2 separate regions of the Mus musculus genome follow, and region 1 is linked to region 2. Evidence: chromatin contacts called from ENCODE Hi-C or POLR2A ChIA-PET data. All regions are on one chromosome and are shown on one strand. Each heading gives the region's core, a stretch centred on a gene start or an enhancer-like site at or near the end of the contact. The rest is flanking DNA. Distances are from core to core; before and after follow the strand shown. Region 1 holds the start of Kcnj5 (potassium inwardly-rectifying channel, subfamily J, member 5). Region 2 has its middle 49 kb from the start of Kcnj5.

Region 1 (7,385 bases), core at 1,488-3,987, 52 kb after region 2:
TAATGTTCTCTTAAATGGAAAACAACCCTGCCCAGATGACTACATTCGAAAGGCTCCAACAATAATGTATTCTTGGTGCGTGCTAGGTGATCAACTGGATGCTGAGCTGATTTTAAATAGTGTTCAGAAGTGGATGAAGTTTTCAGGCATTTGAACTTCCAGCATACCCTCTGGTGGCTTGGTCCCAGAAGGTATTCAGAGTCCCAGAATCTAAGGAGGGAGTGGGAACCGGAGACCAAGCCCACTGCTATGCAGATGACCACAGTAGCCTTAGAAGGCTCCTGAATTGAATTCATGGATCAGAAACCCAGTCATACACTTGTAAGGTCCCTTACAGAGGAACCTTGCAGCCTGTTCATCATGTACCATAAAGAGCAAGGCCAACAGGATACAGTCACAAGGATACCTTATTATATCCATGGGACCCATGAAAAGAGTGTTCTGAATGTCAGGATACAGAAAGCAGCCTCGGGGGAATATACACTGGGGAATCCTTCTGAGATCTGACTTATACAGAGTAGAAATCTCTGCTTTGGGACAGCTCTGGGCAGAAGGGATGACCAACTCCATCCATCTCCCGCCCTCCCTCCTGCCTTCTCCCCTCCCACAACTGACCTGCTTGCTAGATGGAGCATAGAACACACTCATTTTATGCTTAAAGCAGATGTGCTCTTAAGCAAGAAGTGCTGTTTCAGAGTGCCCGGCCAGCAGTAGGTAGCCATCTTGGAGAGGCGGTGGCAGAGTGGTGGGTGCTTTTGCTGTTGGGCAGCTAGGTGGTCAGCGTGGGGAAGATGGCTGGGTGCTGTTGGAGGATGAAGTTATCTCTGGGATGGCACCTCTTTCAGTGGTGATCTGATGCTGCCATGCTCCCAAGTACACCCTGTTCCCTAGGGCTCCCACTGGAAGCTGAGCCTTCCCCTGTAAGATAAGTATATCGGGGACTTACTCAAAAGTCTCTGATCCCAAGGAGTCTAGCTAAGCCTTTGATGGCACAGCCCAATTTAATCCTTTTATAAATCCCACAGCTCAGCTCACCTGCCAGAGCCTGGGAAACCCTGGGTTGGAACTCAAGACTGCATGCATGTAAAACAGACATGGTGGCTCATGCCTCTAATCCCAGCACTCCAGAGGTGGGCAGGTGTCTATGAAGTCAATCTGGTCTACATAGTGAGTTCTAGGCTAGCCAGGTCTGAATAGTGATAACCTGTGTCTCAAATAACAAAGGAGGTGGAGAGAGACTATTGCTAAGCAAAGGCATGGATCCCAGGAAGGTGGTATACCTTACAGGGTTAGTGTTTGGTAATAAGCTCTGGATTTGAAGCCAGGGGCTGGCAAGGACTGTGAAGATTAGAACCTCCCTTTAGAGCTCAGACATCCGTGTACTTTAGTTCCCTCTAGAAAGCAAGAAAACGTAGTTCTGCCCCACAGGTTAACTCCCAGGACCCCGTTCCAGCTCAACACCCCGGTTCTGTAAATATTAGCTGCTGTCCCCTGCTTCTCCGCAGGGATTCCCATGCTCGGTGGCCCAGGCAGCTTGCTTAGGAGAAAGAATAGCTACACTTTGGAGTCAGATACTGTGGAGACTCTCCCGTTGTAATCTCAGTTACTCACCCTCTCAGAGCTGCCATTTCTGTGCTGTGGGACAGGCTTGCTAGTCTCCGTTTAACTGAGAAGAGTCACAGTGAGCATTTGCATTCCCACTGTTTGCCTGGTGTTTGAAAGGTTCCCCTCGATAGCGCCCCGGGATCTTGGTATGGATGCTGGGCAGGCTAGAGTCTCCACTGCCTTTTGGGAATAGCCCATGAAATTTCGAGAAGCCAACACTGAACACTGCTCCACAGTCCCAGGCTAGAAACCCCCCTCCTAGTGGCCTGCCCTTGCGTTTAAAGGAGGCCCTGGCAGAATCAGGTGCTACAGAGCAGATCTCCAAGGAGAGCCACCATCAGGAAAATGCTATAGCTTGTCTTCCTCCACCTTTTATCTTTAACCCTTCTTTTGAACAATTGCAGAAATGTTTTCAAAAGAAGGAAAGCATACAGGTAGTGACCAATTCTGAGAAGACTGGTACCGCAAAGCAGTTAGATTAGAAAGCAGCTGGGGCAGAGAGTCTACAGTCCAGGGGGTCGCCCTACCCGACCATCTCTGCCCCCACCTGAAGCTGTTTCTGGGAGCAAGGTTCTCTCTATCTCCTCCCAAGGCCTGGCCAAGCAAGCCAAAGATGGAAGGTTTCAGTCCCGCAGGTATCCTGGTCTGGTTCTGGGAGCAGGGCGTTTATGGTCCTGGGGAGGCTGGACTCCTCATCTTGGGGAGGCCGGCAGCTAAGGCCAGCTTCAGTTTGTTGAACTTTGGACCACCGGATCTTGTTCCCATCCTGTCTCAACCCGACAGGCTCCGGTAGGGGAAAGCCTTCTTTTAGAACCACAGGACACCTAGTGAGGGTCCGGTTTGGGGAGTCGCTGGGCTGGGGGAGGGACGCGAGAGAAAGGAGACAACTTACTTGTAGCGCAGAGAGCTTCTCCGAACCCTTGGGGCTAACTTCTGGAGATCCTTCCAAGGCGGTGCAGGTGGCTCTCAGGGCTCTCCAGGGGATTCCCTAGCCTCAGGCATTGCCTACGGACGGGCAGACGCCCCGAGCCACTCTGGTGTCGCAGGTCCAGCTAGCAGAGGCGTCTAAACCTCCCGCCCCTTCACCGGTCTGCCTCGCCCTTCTATCTAGAGAGAACAGCGGGAGGCTCTCTGCTGTCCCTCTCCTCTCCGCCCTCCTCTCTTCTCCCTCCCCATCTCCTCCCGTCCCCCCGCCCCCCCTCCCGGGTTCTCCTCCCTCTGTCCCCCTACAATTGAATCTCTGGATAGAACGCGATTTAAAGGGCCACAGGCAAAGGAGAACCACAAAGAAAGGCAGCAATGGGAGAAATGCTTGCACAATGGGGTATATGGTGGAGATGGGTGGGGGCTGTTGGTATCGGGGGTCACAGTCACTTGGAAGGAGTCCGGTGCCGGACGCAGGGCCAGAGAGAGCGGGCAGCCTCCTCCCTACTCTCCTGCCCACTACTCCCCCTTCGCCACCTCCCTCCAAGACCTCCTTGTTGATGCTCCTGTGCTTCTGGCCACGCTTAAGCGAGGGTCAGAGACCTGCGCCACCAGATGTGTGTGAGAGCTTCCCGTGAATATGTGGGAAAGCTCACGTGTACATGTGTGTGTGTGATCGCCCGCGTGTGTAAGCGCCCCCGCACGTGTGTGAGCGCCCGCGTGCCTGTGTTTAGAGGGTGCGGAGGAGCAGACAGAAGAAACTCTTAGGGCAGAAAATTCAGGCTCAGAGCCTTGCAAGGGGAGGGGGGAACACCTGCTCAGTCATTCTGGGCACTTTGAGGGGGCTGTTGTCCGAACTTCCCTGCCTATCAAGAAGCCAGATGCAGCAGGTGGGGGACATTCCCCTGGAAGTCCGGAGTCACAGTCTAGGGGGGGACCTTAAGCTGTTACTGGGTCTGGCTCTTGAGACTGGGACCTGATTATAACTGAAGGGGAAAGTCTAGAGAAGGGAGAAGGGAAGTGGGTCTTTTGTTGGAGCATTCTGCTTAGGGTAGTCTATAGGTGAGTGGGAATGGCTATTCATTGAAATGGATATGGCCTTCCCTTGAAAGGCAAGTGAGACCTGAACCATCTTCAGGTAAGGGGGCTGGCCTTTCCTCCCACTCTCTACTTTCTTCTCTGTTCCCAAAAGTTCTTCTTGTAAAATATTAAAACTATAATGTCATTTCTGTTGCAACGTCCTATGTACATGTGTTGAAGGAAAAAGCTTTTCAATGATGGCATTAAAAGGCCCCCGGCCCCCGAACCCCCGTGTTTCCTCAAGGTTCCACCCACCTTCCAGTCCGTTGTACATTATTCTGTTTCTACTTCTCTGCATAGATCTCTTGAATGTATTTCATTTTCTGTGTGACAGCCTCCATGTACAGACCACATTGGCTGCTGCTCTGGGGGTCTGAATATCCTTCCTTCTGGGAATCCACTGTTAGTCTCTACCCCAGCCTAGGTCTTTCTCATTGCAGGCACAAACCCCACTCTCCCTCTTTTGTGGACTGTTCTTGGCTTTGAGCATAGAGGACTCTATTCTTCAATGAACCGTAGGAAAGACAGGAATGTCACTCACTGCACAGGGAGGGCTGCTGTCTGGGAGAGCCAGCACGTGGCTGTCTGCTGGTGCCTTCACTAGTCCCAACCTTAACATCTCTCTGTCTGTTACACAGTTTTTGGGGTTCAGCACCCAAAGGAGAGGGTTTATTCGGCTTCTGCCTCCACATTCACAGTCCATCACTGAAGGAAGTCAGGACAGGAGCTCAACATGACCAGAACCTGGACTCAGAAGCTGATGCAGAGGACATGAAAGGTGGTGCTTACCGGCTTGCTCATCATGGCTTGCTCAGTCTGACTTAATATAGAATCCAGGGGTGGGACTACCCACAGTGGGTTGGGCCCTCTGCCATCAGTCACTAACTAAGAAGATGCCCTACGGCCAGAGCTTAGGGAGTCATTCTCAAAGTTGAGGTCTCCTCCTTTCTGAAGACATTAATTAGCTTGTGTAAAGTTGCCATGAAACTAGCCAGCACAGCCATTAGGTGTTGGTTTAACGCTCAGTAGGGGGTCTTTAATTCTTTGGTTTCCTGGTTGTCAGGAGTAGCTGGGCTGTGTTGCTCTGAGAGCCAGCTATGCCCAACATGAAGCTTTTTGCTGAGTCTTGGCTTCGTGTTCCACCGTGTAGCAGCAGTGGCCTTTGGATTGCTACAGAGAGCATGGTGCTCTGTCTGCCTCGTGGTGGAACAAAGTAGAGCAGGAAGGTTCTGCTTCGACAGCATTCTCTCAAGGGTTGGGACCTTGAACCAGAGGCAGAACAATCGACGTCCAGTTTTTAGCCTAGGCCTGGATAATGAGAGGTAGTGGGTGGGATTTTTAGTCTCCACTGTTGTTCAGAAATGTAGGGTGGTCTGGGAGTTTCCAGCCCAAGTCTGCGAGAGAGCACAAATGGCATCTAAGGATAAATGACAAGACTGCTGGATGGCTTAGAACTACTTAGAACTACTTAGAGAGCCTGAAAGGTGCTAAGTGTGTCTTTCATTGTCTGGAAATTAATGAGGGCTACAGAAGGTAGCCGGCTGCTGTGGGTTATCACTGTTAATTAGCATGCAGACACACCTCCTCTGTCCTCTCTCATTTGCTTCTCTTTCTTTCTTTCATGAGCAGGGACTGAATTCCTAGTTAAAAAGTTTCTCTTTAGAATATGACACTTACAGGAAATTATTTTTTCACCTATTTATAGAAATTCCATTTGCATTTATGAGGCTAGTAATGTCTCATAAATATTTCCTGCCAGATAAAATATTAATTAAAAGAATTTGTTGAGTTATACTCTCAAGTCCTAACTAAATCTCTTTTAAGACAAATATTTTAAGTACTGTTTTCTTATGCTAGGAGGATCTCTCATCCATTCCCGTGTTTGTTAATAAGCCCTCCAGGAACAGTAGATATCAATCAATGAGGTTTTCCACGATATCTAATTAATAGTCAGCTGGCAACAATGCAACTTAAAAAAAATACTAAAAAATAGGCGTTGCTGATACAACTGCAGCTACTTACAGTAGTATCTCGTTTACCCTCAAGAATTAGCAACCTGAATTTTTTTCTGTTCTTATGGTTTCTTTATACTAAAATTGCACGCGCGCGCGTGTGCACACACACACAGTGTTCCAATCAGTGAACACTGGCCATGCACACAGCAGTCCCTCCTCACTCACTGTTAGACTTTCTCTAGTTTCAGTTCCCAGGAGGCAGCAGCCGTGGTTGGAATAAGCCAAGTGGGACATTTCAGAAATACTCAATTTATAAGTTTTAAATTGCATGTGATTCTGAGTAGCATAATAAAATGTCACACATCTTGTCCTGCCCTATCAAGGCACAGTGTGTCCACACTGTGTGAGAGACGGACTCACCTGGCATGTACTTGGCAACCAATGCTAATGTCAACCTGTCCCTACCTTATTTAATGATAGCTCCGAGGCAACACTGTAGCAATATAGGCTGCACAGACCCCACAGCCGTAGATTGATTCCTTTCAAGGAAACCGTAAAAGTTCCCAACTTTAGAAGAAAGAACTCTCATTAGCCCAAGGTTGCTACAGTTTCAAGAGTAAAAACAAAACTTCTGTCTGTGGAATTTCAAAGAAGAGGAGAGAAGTCTGCGCTAGCTTTCTTGTGGCATAAAGTGTACTGGTCACGGTGAGGAGACATCCCGTTGTGGTGGATCGGGACACTGTGTACTTGGCTTGGATGGAGAGGCCATGCATTTGTGCGTTTATGTGTAGGGAAAGTGGTAAGTGTTCAGTTATTCACTGGGGGCTGGGTGGGGCAGTGGTTAAGGGCAATCGTTGAGGCATTTCACACTCACCTGCAATGCGTGAGACACTTTGGTAGGTTCCTAAGAGAGGGTAAGAAGCATAATGGGAGCCTTGGATCAAAAACACCGCCTATAAAATTGGGAAGGTCAGCAGGTATCCAGGGAAAGTCAAATTCGCAACGTGGGTTTGAATTCCTCTTGGAGAGTTGGGTGATGGTGTGTAACTGCTAAGAATGCTAATGAAGTCCAGAGAGAGCAATCCAGCAACCAGCTGGGGCTGACTTCTGACTGCTGGCCTATGAAGAGTCTGGAACGGGGATTTTCACAGAAGAGAGTGCACGTGTGAACCAGATATGGCCAGGTGAGCTCCCTGGCGTCCAGGACTAGAAGTGTGTGGTGGCGGGAGGGAGGTGCTACAGGGATTTGGAGAGAGGACTGAAGGTAGAAGATTGTAATGATCTGACTGCCTACTATGCTCTACTCTGTTAGACGCTTCCTGTCAGTAATTGCCTGTCACTTTCTCAACAGCCTCTGAGGAACAGACTCGAAAGGAGAGAGTGCCCTTCCCGTGGGTGCAGTCAGAAACAATGTCTCCCAGCTCTTAGCAGAGCAGGTTTTCTAGAGTCATAGTTCTAATCGTTGTGGACTGACCTGTGTCCCAAACACTCAAGCTGAAAGTCTAGCCCCTGGTACCTTGGTAAGTGGCTGTATTTGGAGACAGGGCTTTTGAAGAATTAATTAAATCAGTGTGAGGAGATTGTGGCGAGCTCTAATCCAATTTGGCTTTTGCCTTTATAAAGAAAGGTCATTTGAACACAGAGAGACACCAGGGATTGTTATGAGAAGATGAAAGTCCCTAGGAAGACACAAGGAGAAGACAATTGTATACAAGCCAACGGGGAAAGAGCGGACGAGGAACCAGACCTTCCGCACCTTGATATTGGACCCACTGCTTCTGGAGCTGTGAGAGAGAACACTCTCTTGAGTAAGTGTCCAGC
Region 2 (7,204 bases), core at 21-2,520:
ACAGCTGATAACAAGGTGATCTTCCCTCAGGATCCTCTGGGAAAGACCATCTTGAGTTGAGTCCCTCTTGAGAATCTGGGCTTTATCATATTGGATGACAATGCTGTCCCTCTAGTTCCCAGCTGTGAGTCTTAGTATCTCTCAGTGTTCTTGAAGCCTCCTTGTGGTTCCCATTTGTAAAGTGAGGTACTGGTGCTGCCTACTCTGTGGTTTCGTTTGTAGGAGGGACAGGTACTCCCTGCTAACAAAAACTTGGCCCAGTGACCCCGAGCTTTGGCTTCTGTTTCCCTCACTACATCCCTTCTAACTTTCTTCTACCACCAGGCAGAGGGAGCAGGCTTCCTGTGGGCGGTGTTCCTCACAGCCTGGTCCTTTGAATGAATGGCTGCTAATCATTAACTCAGCCAGAAGCTGTGCAGCCCACTTTGTGTAGTTGTGAACACAGACGGATCGTTATCTTTTCTAATGTCCCACAGCTAAGACATTCCTGACCCCCAACGTACCGCCCAGCTTCCTCTCCCCAAACTCAGTGCCAATACCTTCTTCAGTGAATTCTAAGATCAAATTCAGATCTTTGTATTTGTACAAAGAGCACATTACTGAGCTATCTTCCAAGCTCCTATTTTTGTTTATAAACTTCTTAAGGGATGGTCCTAACAATAAGACTAAGAGATTCTCTATTGATAGTCTCCTGAAGGCTTAAGCCTTAGATGTTCTCAGGCTCCAGGCATTGATCATGCTTAAGGTAGGGACTGGAAGAGATGCAGAATTCTTGTGATGCTCCAGGTAAACTGTGTTCTGCCAGGCCAGAAAATACAAGTTGTATCCTATTTACCACCTATTTGCCTGGTGCTGGATACTCAGAGAGGACTGTCTTCAGAGCAAGGCAGACAAAGTTCTGACCCTGCATTTCCAGTCTCACAACAACCGGAAGGCATTTGTTTTAAGTTCCTGGGACTGGGTACAACTGTGTTCAAGAGCCCTGATAAACTCTAAGGTAACAGCTGACCCTGCTAAGAATTCTGAGTGTCTGGAAGAACTGAAGAATCTTTGCTAGAGAAATAGCCAGAACTTTAGAAGAGAGAAGGAGGGCTAACAAGAGCTAATCTGTGCAGACCTGGGGGCAGCGGTGTGGAGGGGGGATATGGTAGGGGGCACATATGGGCCAGGGGTTCACTTGGGACAGGCAGTTGCCACCTGCTCTGTATCCTGAGGAGCCAGCTTTTGTTCAGATGGCCTTCCAGGCAGCAATCCCTGACTCCCGGAAGTCATTTCCTGAAGCCAATAATGAAGATGACTCACTTGGAGCCTTGGTGGCTCTAAGGGGAGGGAGGAGGAGAGACACAACACTGGGCTTGTCCATGCCGGAAACAGACGCCAGAGCAGGCCGGGAGGCAGCAGGGAACCAGGAGCCTGCTTCTGCAGTGCTTCTCAGCACTCACACAGCAGGAAGGTGTGCTGGGGGTCCAGGACCACAGGAGTGATGAGCTCTTTGTCTCTACTGTCCTTGGTGCTGATAACCTTGAGAGGCTGCCGCACATCCTGTCCCAGTTTGGTTTCCATGGGAACTGGAGTGGCAGCATGATCACTTTGCTGAGGTGAAAAACCTCAGGATATGTTGAATAGTACCACCAGAGAGGAGACCATCTAAAGGCTGCCCTGCAGGGTACTTCTGCAGAGCCCTTGCACTTCCTTTCAAGTTGCTGGAGTCCATATTTTCTGTCCTCACTTCCATTTAGCCTGGGGGAAGGGACCTATGATATAGGTAGGCTCTCCGTGTTCTCTGAATCTTCACTGTTCACTAGCTATCTTGCTCCTGGTGTGTGATAATTGCTTATTGAGTGAATTCCTGGGTGAGGGCTAGGCTCTGACAAAAGACACACAATTCAATGTGTTCTCAATGCATCTGGTTAGTAGCATCAAGCTCTTCATGTTCCGGCCTCTTGCTGTGTTTGCCATTTTACACAGTGACATCGCAACTCAGTCCTAAACTGCTATAGATGTATTTTATCTTAATTTCTCAAAAAAATGGAAAGGATACATTTGAGAGTAGACATAGCCAGGCTGGGTAACTGACAGCCACTGAACTTTCTATAACTGACCATGCACTGTTGAGCAGAACACTGGACAAACTTGGAATAAGAGTTCTCTACAGTGATACTGAAATGGCAAAGGCACCCCAGGGTCTGGATTCAAATCGTAGCCCTGTTCTTAGGCAGTTGTGAGCACCCACGTGGGTACCAAGCCTGTCTAAATCCAAAGTCCTCCTGAGTAAAGTGAGAGGACTACAGGACTGTCTCAGGGCTGCGCTGTGTGCACTGAGTAAGTCAGCGCCCGAGGAAGGCAAGACCCTCCTGTTCTCCTGTCACCATTCTCGGACTTCATTCATTATGAGGTATATTTCCTCCATCTTTACGTCTGTGAAACTTCAGGTCTTCTTCTTCTATCTTGTTTATACATAGAATAATGTGTGCCCAGCAGACTGTGTTACGGAGCTATTATGGAATCCACCACGTTGCTATTGCTACCCCCAAAGGCCAGCACAATGTCTGGATAGTAACGGTGACTCCATGCCTCTTATAAAGAGCAAGCGCTCCCTGTCCCGTGTAAGAGCCTGTCACTCCTCCAGCTCCATGTCATCTTGGTCATCAGTGAAACCATTGTCCTTGGCACTGATGGAATGGAAGCACAACCTAGCAAGAGACCCTGATGTCAGGCAGGCCATGGTCTTGTTTCCTTGGGTGTTGGGCTAGGTCTGTGATTAGATTTCCTCATTCTTTATCCTCCCAGCTATCAGAATTTTGCCCATGTATTTGTCAAGATTCTCCAGAAAAACAGAATAGGTAGTATACACACACATATATAGAAATTACAGAACTAGCTCAGAATATTCTGGAAGGTAGCAAGTCCAAAACATTTGCAGTAGGCCAGTGACCCTGCAAGGAGCTCATGAGGCCGTTCCAATCAAAAATAGTCTGCTGGAGAAACCTTCTGGTTCAGAATTGGTCAGAACTTTGTTTCCTTTTGTTCAACCCCCTGGCTAGATGAGGCCCACCTACATTAAGGAGAGCAGTGTGTTTTATCCAATGTTCTCTAATTTGAATGCTTGCCTCATCTGACACACACCTTCACAGAGGCCAGGTTCTTTGCATGTCTAATCCCTGACTATGGAGCCCAGCTGTCTATTACCAGAAAAATGCTAGGACAGTTCTTAGCCACATACCTCAGCTCCTTGTCCCAGGCCTCACACATAAAAATAGGCATCACAACATCTTAGGGAATATTCCCAGAGGGGAGATGCCACTTTAGCTAAAGATTAGCCTTGCCTGGGGGAGACTACTCTTGGAATTTACTAACCTACAACTGGTGTCTTCTACTCTCCTCCCCAACAGCTCTACACCACATGCAGCTAAAGGGAAAGAAACAGAGGCCAGCGTTCACAGGACTTACTGGTAGAGAGCCCTGGAAAAACAGTGAATGACAGTTCACATCTAGGTTTATCTGTCTCTGACTCCTGCCTTTGAAGGATAATAAATTACTGATGCTGCCATTGTTCTATCGCTGTATTTAACACTTATGATCACTGTGTTTCAGGCCTTGTCCTAAGGACCTCAGGACAAGGTCCTAATCAGCTCTCTTAATTAACTCCACATCCAAATCATCCCCACCCCCAACTCCCACCAGTGCTGAGGCAGATATGATAAGCAGTTTGGAGGTGTAAAGTTCCCGCAATCAACCTTGCCTGGGCATGGATCCCCAGGAGGGCACCAGACAGGGTTGAGCTTCCCATCCCATCTTCCGGTCTTCTTCCTTGGTATTTTTACTGAGCAGATGGCGAATGCTTCCTCCGGGTGGACACACCTGCTGCTCGTACCTCATCTGTTCCCCATGCCTTCTAATGACTTCTGAGATTAATGCCTGTCTCTGTTGACACAGGTTTGATGAGCAGGGGAGTATGGGAAACAGGGATGCTGGCAACAGCTCAAGCTGTCCCTGGTCTGCCATCCTGTATCCTTGCCTGGCTTTGTGTTGAATCTTCTCAGTTGCCGAGGTTCAGCCCTCTGTTCCAAAAGTTAAGAACTGTGGGTCTTGTTAGCAAGCTGTGTGTCTGCTTCTGAGCATGCTCCAGGACTCCATGCTGATGGGCTTGCAAAGACAGATGACCTGGGCAGATGGTGGTGGACAAAGCTTTCCGTTGATGACTTAGGCCATCGTTTGGTAACAACCCACAGTAGAACACGCCAACCCAACAGAATCATCAGAGTGTTTGGAAAGAATGTTGGTTTGTCATTTTCTTTTGTTATAAAAACTTCACCAAACTAATGCTACATTTACAAGATGAAATTTGGGATAACCTAAATCTGTCTTCCCTGGGATGTGTGCACTCATATTCGGCTCCAGGATAAACTCCCCAAGATAAGTTTGTAATTCTTGCATTAACAAGGTGAGTAGCTTTGCTCTGTCACCACAGGCTCCAAAGAATGGGATCAAGCAACCATGGACTGAAACTTCCCAAACTGTGAGCGAACACAGGCCGCGTCTCTTCACAAGTTGATTTCCTGTGGGTGTTTGTATGGTAACAGAAGACTCACAAGCACACCAGCTGTTCAGACACAAAGCCAGGGAGTCCTGACTCCAACCTCCTGTTCTTTTTATTACCTTTCTCTCCTGCTCATCAGCGGCACCTCTTAACTCTCACCAGACACTGTCTGTCTCCCCTTCGTGAGCTAACACCTTTATCCCCTGATTGAGTGCCCAGTGTCCACACTGTCCTTCCGTATGGCACCTTCTACAGTGGATGAATGGCCTTACTTAAAAGCTGCTGGGAACCCTCTCTCTGCAGATCTGCCTCAGTCACAGAATCTCCAGCATTGCCTCTGGAGATCCAGACCAGACCCATCCTGCATGGCTTCTCTCCTCTTCCTGGTTCACAGCCAAGCCTGTCCTTTCAGTAGCCCATTTCCTCCCTGGCTTTGGAATAAGCTGTTTCTGATATTGCCAGTGATGTGTTTATCAAAAGATAAAGAGATATAAGGAGATATGTTTTGTGTGGGTGTGGGGGAAGAGGGAGTTACGGTGGGCCCATGCCAAGGCATCCCTTCCCCCTGGGGGACCAGCCATGGCCGTGAACACGATGGTACAGTATAGAATAGAGTTTATTCAGGGCATGGGGCAGGGAGTTAAGAGGGTAGTAGAGGCAGAGAAAGGCAGAGAGAGGGAGAAAGTAGAGGAGTAGAAGCCAGCCATGGCCATGAACATGTGGAGAGAGGGGAGAGGGAAGAGCCCAAGAGGGCAAGAGAGAAGCAAGAGGGAAGCAAGAATAAGAGGCAAGAGAGAGAGTCAAAAGAGAGAGGTGGGGGCAAGCAGCCCCTTTTTATAGTGGGCCAGGCCTACCTGGTAGCTGTTAGGTAACTGTGGGGAGGAGCATACCTTGCTGTTGCCAGGCAACTGTGGGGGTGGAGTTTAGACAGAATGCTAACATCCAGAGTTTCTGGTTTCTGTCTTCCATAGTTTTTCGTCTTTCACAGGTCATACCTGCTTCTCTGCAGAGCTCACATGCAGTGGTGTTTCCTTGAAGATCTGGGCAGGAACTTCTAATCCCAGGTTGATCCTGTCTATCATTTATGCCTTCTGGCACACTGTTCAGACTGGACCTCAAAATGCTAACTTGTTGCTAATTGCAGATTGACTTTTCGGGTGTTGTCCCAGCCCCAAAATGGTAATGTCAGCCCTTCTGCTGCCACTACTGTGCCTGAGGGAGGCTTATGTCCTCTTTGAGACTCCCTGTTGGCAGCAACACCCTCAAACCCATACATCTGATCCTTGAAGTCCCCCACATGATAATGCTGGGTGACCTGAGTGACCCCCAGCTCTGGTTGCCAATCTTTTCTACTTGGCTGAAAGGGGCCCAGGGGCTCACACAAGGCAGCTTCTGTCAATCATGAGAGGTTTTGGAAATTCACACTTAGTTTGAAAATTCATGTGACATTTACATTATAGTCTATATTATCACCTTCTGAAAAATAAAGAATTTACGTCACCACAAAACCCTAACAGGAAAGTCAATGCTCCCAGCATTGCCCTGCTGCTGGCTTGGCACCAGCTGTATACCATGAGGCATTACATGAGATGTGCAGTACTGCAGTGGTGCCACCTGTGGCAGATGCCCTAGATGGCCTGGGTTAGGCTTGTTATATTACACAGCTGCAGTGGGCAGGCACATCCATTCCCGGCTGGATTTCTTGTCTGTTTCTGGTTTGTTTGGGGCAGAGTCTTGTTGTATAGACCAGGTTTCTGTTGCATCCACAGTCTTCCTGTTTCAAGATCATGAGTTTTGGGATAACTGGCACCAGCATCCCAGTACATTCCCATATAACAAGTCCTACCTTGAGCCTCTGGAGTCCCTGTCTGTTTGTCTGTCTAAGAGCGTTTTTTTTTTTTCTTCAATAGACTGCCCTACCTTTAAATTTTTCTGGGAATTTGGGGTCTGGGGAGATGGCTCAGTCAGTAAAGTGCCTGCTATAAAACATGAGTTGACTTCAGATCCCCAGCCACCACAGATAAGCCAAGCATGATGACTTGTGTGTGCAATTCTAGTCCCAGAGAAGTAGAGACAGGAAGAATCCTAGGGATGGCTGAGTCTTGCTGAAAGACTGAGCTCTTGGTTGACTGGAAGACCCTGTATTTTTTTTAAGTAGGGTGAATGATAAAGACACCTAATATCAATGTTTGGCCTCAACATGCATGTGCACACACTGGAAACACACACACACACACACACACACAATTTGGACTTGAAAGCACTTAGGGTAACTGTCAATTAGTATAGGAAACTAATTGTCAATAAAGATCCTCAGTTACCTTTGGTTGGCAGAGTCTAACCCTATTTCAAATGGATCCTTGGTAGGATCTCCAGTGTGTCTGACCTCAGTGGTTCACAATGGCTTGAGATGGTGGACAAATGAGAGGGGGACCAAGCCGTGAGGGAAGGTTCTAGCACATGGAAGGCACAAAGGTAAGGCAATGGTTATAGAGTTGCCAGTTGTGTTCTTGGAAGTGGAGACCCAGACACTCAAGTCTACCAACTATGAACCCAGGGCATGTCTTAGTTAAGGTTTCTAGTGTTGTGACCAAGAACCATACCCAAAATCAACTTTGGGAAAGAAAGTGTTTGTTTAATCTTCTAGTTTATAGTTCATAATCC

Evidence for each region. A loop is a pair of places that touch in the nucleus more often than their neighbours do. ChIA-PET counts read pairs that join two places held with the same protein, here RNA polymerase II (POLR2A).
Region 1: a map of heart shows a loop between it and region 2 (3-fold over the local background). The contact joins the promoter of Kcnj5 here to the enhancer-like site in region 2. A Hi-C loop is called at or near these places in 2 of 37 maps with a recorded cell type or tissue (heart and mouse trophoblast stem cell). POLR2A ChIA-PET finds 5 or more read pairs at or near these places in 2 of 5 experiments (Patski and embryonic stem cell).

What each region holds. Positions count from the first base shown.
Region 1 is chr9:32,341,607-32,348,991 of GRCm38, forward strand. Kcnj5 (potassium inwardly-rectifying channel, subfamily J, member 5) reads right to left here and starts at 2,738. Exons shown (of 4, transcript NM_010605.5): 1 at 2,498-2,738; 2 at 616-918. Gm39317 (a long non-coding RNA gene) reads left to right here and starts at 5,867. Exons shown (of 5, transcript XR_870611.2): 1 at 5,867-6,748; 2 at 6,916-7,084; 3 at 7,188-7,372.
Region 2 is chr9:32,291,446-32,298,649 of GRCm38, forward strand. No RefSeq gene overlaps it. Among named protein-coding and RNA genes, the nearest start is that of Kcnj5, 49 kb to the right of the region's middle. Within about 2 kb of position 1,271, at least 1 of the 3 ENCODE cell types and tissues checked has a DNase peak (open chromatin) inside an H3K27ac peak, as active enhancers do; it is heart, where a contact is called at or near this core.